2 separate regions of the Homo sapiens genome follow, and region 2 is linked to region 1. The links are chromatin contacts, found by Hi-C or POLR2A ChIA-PET in ENCODE. All regions are on one chromosome and are shown on one strand. The core of a region is the stretch at or near the end of the contact, and the rest is flanking DNA. Distances in the headings are between cores, read along the strand shown. Region 1 overlaps LOC105375508 (a long non-coding RNA gene). Region 2 overlaps LINC-PINT (long intergenic non-protein coding RNA, p53 induced transcript).

What was found. A loop is a pair of places that touch in the nucleus more often than their neighbours do. ChIA-PET counts read pairs that join two places held with the same protein, here RNA polymerase II (POLR2A). Pooled maps may share reads with other maps.
Region 2: a pooled map shows a loop between it and region 1 (6-fold over the local background). The contact joins two enhancer-like sites. A Hi-C loop is called at or near these places in 7 of 50 pooled maps. POLR2A ChIA-PET finds 5 or more read pairs at or near these places in 3 of 52 experiments (PC-9, activated B cell and activated CD8-positive, alpha-beta T cell).

The regions. Positions count from the first base shown.
Region 1 is chr7:130,836,603-130,840,644 of GRCh38, reverse strand. All of the region lies in intron 3 of LOC105375508 (a long non-coding RNA gene), which reads right to left. It also overlaps the pseudogene LOC100133252. Among named protein-coding and RNA genes, the nearest start is that of MIR29A, 38 kb to the left of the region's middle. Within about 2 kb of position 1,809, at least 4 of the 41 ENCODE cell types and tissues checked have a DNase peak (open chromatin) inside an H3K27ac peak, as active enhancers do; they include PC-9, where a contact is called at or near this core.
Region 2 is chr7:131,006,371-131,010,412 of GRCh38, reverse strand. The region is part of intron 3 of LINC-PINT (long intergenic non-protein coding RNA, p53 induced transcript); the gene reads left to right. Among named protein-coding and RNA genes, the nearest start is that of LINC00513, 95 kb to the right of the region's middle. RefSeq lists enhancers at 811-940, 971-1,020, 2,690-2,789. Within about 2 kb of position 2,337, at least 34 of the 41 ENCODE cell types and tissues checked have a DNase peak (open chromatin) inside an H3K27ac peak, as active enhancers do; they include PC-9, where a contact is called at or near this core.

The sequences.
Region 1 (4,042 bases), core at 560-3,059:
TGGGAGGTACACGTGCTCCCACTGTTTCAGGTCCAGGTGGATTCAGCACAAGCGATCGTGGAACACGTCCACCCAGAACCACGCAGGGATAGCCAGGTGCCCGACACACAGGAGTGAGCTTCCAGAGCAGGTCCAAGTGAGTTACCTAGCAGTGGGCTGAATTCAGCCTGAAGAAGGTACTGAAGTACACGGAGAGGAGCCGCATGTGGAACGGGAAAATCAGATGCCAGTGGAAGTACAAAGTGAACTTCCAGAAGCAGGCTTCGTCCACATGACCCCAGAAATCATGACCCAAGAGAAGACAGAGCCTAGCCAAGCAGATGCTGAGGCTGCCAGGGAAGATCACGAAGATGCTGAGGATTAGAGACCGTGCTGACAGCACATTCTGAAGCTGAAAAGGCAGAGAATGAGGGCAGAACAGCTATGCCAGTTTTAGAATGAAATTACACATGAATATATTTTAAAATATAATTGTTGGGTTTCTGAACCGATTATAGGCAGTATGACTGTCGTTCAGCTAACAGACAAGTGGACCAAAGTTAAGCTATTTCCTGTTGTTTCTGTTTCTGTTGGAACAAGTCAATTCCCCTCCCCAAACTTAATGCCACAGCAGAGGGATCTTTCCCATAACTGAAGAGATCTTTTCTGTAACTTAAATGGATTATATTCTTATCATATAGTGGGGTACGAATGTATCTATGTTCATTGTGGTAAAAGTTCTCCCTTTTCTCTTTCCCAGGTCATGTTCTTCCTCAAATTTTTTCCATATTGTGAAATCAAACTTAAATCATTAGAATACAAGTTTATGTATTCTAATGCATAGTAGAAAATCAAATATATAGGAAACACAAGGCTGCATGATGAAAAGTACATTGTTACTGTGCAGCTGAATTTTGGCTTCTGGCTTTCTTTAGTCTGAACAAATGTTCTTGTCTAGCCCTGTAGTCACCGATGCTGTCTCTGCAACACAAAGAGTGGTGGTGGGAAAATTTTTAGAATATTAAAACACACACACACACGTGCCTTTTCAAAACCGACTAAACTCCTATAAAGCATCTCTGGTTCTTTCAAAGTTTGTATTGTAAGGAGCAATGTAGACAATGCTATGATACTTTATATTTTTACTTATAATGACAACCACCAGTTCTTTTCACTTAAGTTAGGTTGAGAAATTTTATTTAGTGGCAGCTGAAGGGCAATTTTCAATTGGGAAAATTCATTTACATCTGTGGTCAACTTTCTTTTGATGAAAAGTTGCACTAGTATTTTACCACCAGATAAAAAAAAAGATGAGCATTGTTTAAAAATTAATGTATTTAAAATAAAGTACAGAGAAAAACATGTCTATAATTATCAGGCTTTGTTTTGAATGGAATCTTTTCCCCCAGTCCTTAATGTAAAGACCCTGTGCTATAACTTTTAAAGCCATACAAATAAGAGTGCTAAACTGTGGACTTAAAAGTAGGTGTATAAATATTTTTAATCAATATTACTTAGAAAATAAAATCTAACAAACACATTTTAAAAAATAGAGTAAGAAACTTCACAAGATGATCTCAAGGTAAGAAACATACTATTGGTTTCACATGTCAGCTTTTAAGAGATTTGTTACAGACTGAAAGGGGAGTGAGTGGTTGCAGCAGACACTGTGACCAGCTTTCAAATAATGATCGTGCCTTGAGTCATTTCTGAGAAATGGGTAAACAAATTCTTTCACTTTTACTGCTGGATTATGTTGCTCAAACTCATCTGCTTTGTACCCATTTGAAAGCTCCATCACACATTATTTTGGAAATGGTCATCCTGAGTCAGACTGAGTAATCCCAGTTAATGAGTTTGGTTTCCCTCTCATCTGGTTTTTACTCAATCTTCTGTATTTATCCCATTTTTTTTTCTTTCCTCAGAGATGCCAGACCACATCATCCTAAACACTAACGAGCAAGAAGGAAATTTCCATGTTAGCGGAGGGACCCCACTAAGGTTAGGGTGCCGTACAATGTGTTGTCCAAACCAAGACATGTTAGAGAATGAAAGGGGGACCATTTTAATAATTATGCTGGGGCAGTAAGTATAAACTGAATACCCTAACTAAAGAAATAAACAAAAAACATATGTAAAGGTGGTCAACTTCATTAGTTATCAAAGCAACAACAAAATGAGACCATCATACACCCACCAGATTGGCAAAAATTAAAAAGTACAACAGGCCGGGCGCAGTGGCTCACGCCTGTAATCCCAGCATTTTGGGAGGCCGAGGTGGGCAGATCACGAGGTCAGGAGATTGAGACCATCCTGGCTAACACGGTGAAACCCTGTCTCTACTAAAAATACAAAAAAAAAAAAATTAGCTGGGCGAGTTGGCAGATGCCTGTAGTCCCAGCTACTCGGGAGGTTGAGGCAGGAGAATGGCGTGAACCCGGGAGGTGGAGCTTGCAGTGAGCTGAGATCGCGCCACTACACTCCAGCCTGGGCGACAGAGCAAGACTCCGTCTCAAAACAAAAAAAAAATGTACAACAATACCAAGCACTGGTAAACATATGGAGCAGCTGGAACTCACAGTGTTGGGAGCGCATTTTAAATCATTTTTGAAAACAATGTCACATGATCTAGCAGAGACGAACATGCATGCATCCTACGATTCAGCAACTTCACACCCATGAGACAGGTACTAGGATATTTACAGAAGCATTGTTTCCAAAAGCCTAAAACTGAAAACAACACAAATATACCTTAACATTAACATTGATACATGTATTATTTATCAAAAATAACTGACTGATTACTTGATTGAGTGGGTCTCACTATATTGCCTAGGCTGGTCTTGAACTCCTGGGCTCAAGCAATCCTCCCGCCTCAGTCTCCTGAGTAGCTGGGATTACAGGTGCATGCCTGGCAAAATAGATACATTAAAAAATAGCTACATTCATCTATATAGATAAACCTTATAAACACTGCATTCATTCAAAGAAACAAATTAAAATACTGACACTTATATAAGTCCAAAATAGCTCAAACTGAACAAAAAAATACATGCTTTGGTGGTAAAACTGTAACTAAAAGCATTGCTCTTATTAACCCCAAAGTTAGGATGGTGGTGAGCTCCTTGACAGAGGGAAGGGCACATTAAGGAGAGGCTTCTAAGACCTTGGAATTATTTTATTTATTAACCTGGATGATGGTTACATAGAATTTATCTCTCATGTAGAAAAACATTGTATAAACAGAATAATATAAGAAGTGTGATGGAGGCCCCAGAGCAGTGGTTCACGCCTGTAATCCCAACACTTTGGGAAGCCAAGGTGGGCGGATCACTTGAGCCCAGGAGTTCAAGACCAGCCTGACCACCATGGCAAAACCCTGTCTCTACAGAAAATACAAAAATTAGCTGGGTGTGGTGGCATGCGCCTGTAGTCCCAGCTACCTGGGAGGCTGAGACATGAGAATTGCTTGAACCCAGGAGTTCCAAGCTGCAGTGAGCCGAGATCACGCCACTGCACCCCAGTCTGGGCAACAGAGTGAGACCCTTTCTCAAAAAAAAATTTTTTTTTAAGTGTAAAATCTGTGATAGCCATTAGAGCTGGTTATCTTCTGGGCAGCTATATGATTATTTCTTGTGGCCCTCTGTGGCTGGGTAGGGCCATGTAACTAGTCTGGCCAATAACTTGCGATCAGAGGTGATGTGTGTTAGCTGGGCACGGTGGCTCATGCCTATAATCCCAGCACTTTGGGAGGCCAAGGCAGGTGGATCATTTGAGGCTAAGAGTTGGAGACCAGTCTGGCCAACAAGGCAAAACCCCCTCTCTACTAAAAATACAAAAATTAGCCAGGTGTGGTGGCGGGCACCAATAATCCCAGTTACACAGGAGGCTGAGGCAGGAGAATCGCTTGAGCCCAGGAGGAGGTTGCAGTGAGCCGAGATCGCACCACTGCACTCCAGCCTGGGCGACAGAGACAAAAAAAAAAAAGAAAGAAAAGAAAAGAAATGATGCATGTCATTTCCAAGCCAAGCATTTGGTTGCCTTTGCTGCGCCCTCCAGAGCC
Region 2 (4,042 bases), core at 1,088-3,587, 170 kb before region 1:
CACAAGCACAGCAAATTCCCACAGGTGTGCACCACCACGACCGCCTAATTTTTTTTATTGGTAGCGACAGGGTCTCTCTGTGTTGTTCAGGCTGATCTCCAAGTCCTGGACTCAAGCTGTCCTTCTGCCTCGGCCTCCCAAAGTGTTGGGATTACAAGCATGAGCCACTGCGCCCAGCTGCTTCTGAGTGGCTCCTAAGCAATGAACTGATGAACAACTAAACAGATGACATTGTAGCTATTGCCACATTTCATAGCATGGCGACTACCTTGAGCCTGTCAGTGCTCATTAGCTGCAGGAGGTAACGCTTGTTTGTTTTTCATAGAGTTAAAGGTATGAAAGCATGTTTTTTGGAACTTTCTGCAAGGCCCATGTTATTGACGTCCTTAAGATCCAAATTATTTTGCATTAACTTAGGTTTTTTTCTCTTTCTTGGTGAAGTTAGTAGACCCTTGCTTATTGATTGGTATATGAAATTGGATCATTTTATTGTTGTGAGAGGTTCAGTTTTATTAAATATCAGAGTATCACCTTTCATACATTTTTTGGAGCTAATTTTGAGTGTTTTTCTTGTATTTTATGAAATACTATCTATAGTCATCTAACGAAACAATGCTGTTTTTCTGTTACAAAGCTTTCTGTTCACGTGTCTACATTTGAAGTTACTGCATTCAGAATGAAAGCCATACATCTGACCTCACAATGTAAGGATATTCAGTTTTCTTCCTGATAGCCTAGAAGAAGGAAAAGAATCACAAGGTTGTAGCATTGCCCTGTTTCTGTTAGACAAGAGAAGTCCTCTAATGGCAAACCCTTGATGGTGTGCAGTTTCCAAAGTCTGGTCCCCGTTGGAGCCTCTCACCTCCCATAGAGTTAAAGAGAGATTTGCCTCAGCAACTGGACCATAGCCATCAATGTCTATTGAAACTCCAAGAATAAGTTTAAATTAAACCAAACATGCAGAAGATGAGAAAATAAGTCTTATTTCTAAAAATAGGAGGCTTCCCCCCCCCCACCCCCCAATGGCTGTAGACCTGAGGGCTTTTAGTAAGTAATAATGAACTTTTACAGTAACTGTAATTTGAGTCAGATAGTTTTTCTCTGATTTATGCTACCAGAGTGACTCATGAGGGCACAGCATTTTAGAGGCTCTTTCTGAGACAGAAAATGTCTCTGACTTTTGTCAAGTAAGTAATTATTGATGTAGCGTGAGGATCTTATAATCTAGAAGAAAAAATTATTTATTTTCATATGCCTATTAATTTTCCATCTGTTGAACTGAAGCCAGGGAGAGATGAATGCACAAAGCTGCTTCACCCTTCTGCTTCCTCCCAGGCTGAGTCTCTACTTCGTGTGTCCCCTCTCGCTCCTGGAGTCCCCAGTCAGCTCTTAGAGGAATCCTTGGGAACCTTGTTCACATGATACTAAATGACAAAACCTTTTTTGACCTTTCCCCCTACAGACAGACCTTCCTCTAGTGTCTTTGTCCAAGGTTGAATGATTGCACTTATTACACTCGAGTGGAATTATTTACTTACATGTCTCTGTCCCTTTCTAGAGAGTGACTTCCTTAGAGCAGGGCCTGGGTGGTCTTGATTTTGTATTTTAGGTAGGACCAAGCACAGCGTCTGAAACACACAGTAAGCCTTTAGTAATTGTGAAAGTGAACTTCTCCACATAACAAAATAGTGCTTTGGAATTTCTTTTCATTATACTGCAGTGATTTTTGTCTTTTTGACTTCAAAGTCACTCGCTCTCAGAATTGAAAAAATTGAAAGAAATGATAGTATTCTTCATCATTCCTTTTATGAGTCTAGTGGACTCTCTAGTCTTCACAAACATAGGACTGATAACTTGTTTTATATTAATATTTTGTTGTATAAATACCTGTATATTTTGTGTTACTGTGTGACAAAACTGAGTCTAAAATATGTGGCTAGAAAATCTAAGAAACCAAGATGAGAATCTTCAATGATTTGTAGATTATGTCATCTTTATATCATCATGGTGTGAGGTGTTTTCTTGGATTGAGTTCCGCTGAGACAGAGATGTATGTTATCTGTTTGGAAGGTGAAAGAAACATTTTAAGGGAAGCGAGATAGGGAAACAATTGGAGCCTAACTTTGCTGGACACTCTGGGAGCCAGTGTAAGGACCAGGCCTCAGTGTTAGCCCACATGGGTCACTTACACATCAGCTTTGGCCAGTTGCTGACTGAGAGGCAGCAGCGGGGTGCGGCATCAATTTCCAGTGCTTTGCCTGCCATGTGGGCCCCATCCGTGCTCATGGTACCGCCCTCCAGCGGAGCGATGGCAGCCAGCTGCCCGTGGAGAGCCCAGCAGCAAGCCCAGAAATAAGGCCCAGGGACTAGGGGTGGGGGCAGGTGGTGTCAGGCAAATTTGTGTGCTTGCTTATTTGATGTTTCAGTCTCAGTCCTTTGAATCGTGAATTATCAAGATAGAGACTATTTGAAACATTTAAGAATTAGAGAAAAATAATAAGCACAGTATTTTCTTCTACTTGAACTGGGGCCGTTCTTCCTTCAAGAGGGAGAAGCTTACGAAAGATTATTCTGCCTGAGGAGACCTCGCCACCCCCTGCTTGAACTTTGGTCCCTGATCAATTCTGCCTTTGAATTCCTCCAATTATTATAAAGTTCTTCCTTATATTGAGTAGAAGTCTGCCTTATGGTGATACGTTGTATTTCTCAGACACGGACCCGGAAGTGGCGCCTTCCAATTCCTCCTCCTCTTCTTTTCTCTTTCGTCAGCAGATGGCGTCTTCCTTCTCTTTTTCTTTCTTTCCTCCCTCCTCTCTCCCCACCCTTGGCAAACATTTGTCACCAGGATGGATGCTGTTAGAAAAACGTCTCCCTGTGACATGTTGTCTTTTCAAAAGGACAAGAAGGAAAGGAGGAAACAGGTTTTCATTGCTTAAGGCACATTAAAACTGGCTGGTTCTCTCTAGCACATTTCTTAGACAAACACCCGTTTTCCTTTAGACTCAGAGCTGATATGTTATTGTAACAGTTAAGTTTGCCTTTACATTTTTATTCATGCTGCCTTGCAGGTAGATGGTTCCTTTTGACTTTTTTACGTAGATGGGCACCTTTTGTTAATTTTACCTTTTTAAAATACAAATGTAGGCCAGATGCAGTGGCTCACACCTGTAATCCCAGCACTTTGAGAGACCAAGGTGGGTGGATCACTTGAGGCCAGGAGTTCGAGACCAGCCTGACCAACATGGTGAAACCCCGTCTCTACTAAAAATACAGAAATTAGCTGGGCGTGGTGGTGCATGCTTGTAATCCCAGCTACTCGGAAGGCTGAGGCAGGACAATTGCATGAACCCAGGAGGGAGAGGTTACAGTGAGCCGAGATCATGCCACTGCACTCCAGCCTGGGTGACACAGCAAGACTTGTCTCAAAAAAAAAAAAAAAAAGTATTTTCTAGAGAAAAATCTTTTGATGTACAGATAAATAGATTAAAATGGATTTGTACTTAGTTTTGGGAGTAAAACTGGTAAGACAGTGATTTGGCCTAATCACTTTGAATGCAGACATCGCTGGACACATGAAGATTTAAAATTGGGCAGAGAAAAAACTGGGCAATTTTTTTTTCACCTAGATTCTTCCAGTATTATGGGCAGAGAATACATACAACTTAGTGAAAGATTGTTAGTGACTAGAAGGATTTAATTCACATATATTGTAAAACCAGACTGCATGTGGAACAAACTGTGTGTTTGAACTAATTAAGTATTCAAAGAAATATTTAATATTTCTTATTCACCCACCTTGCCCCCTTTTCTCCTCCTTTCTCGATCAGTAAATATTTACTGGATGTTTCCAGAATGTGAATGTTGCATAAAAACAAGTATATGAAATTGTCTTTGCTATCAAGGATAATATAACTGAACGTAATATATTAGCCCACTTTGCTGCTTTAGGAAGAATACTAAGGTGAGCCCAGTTTAATCTTTAACATATTGTTACCTCTCATTTCTGCTTGTTCAAATCCAAGCTGCAACTCAGTGCCATCTT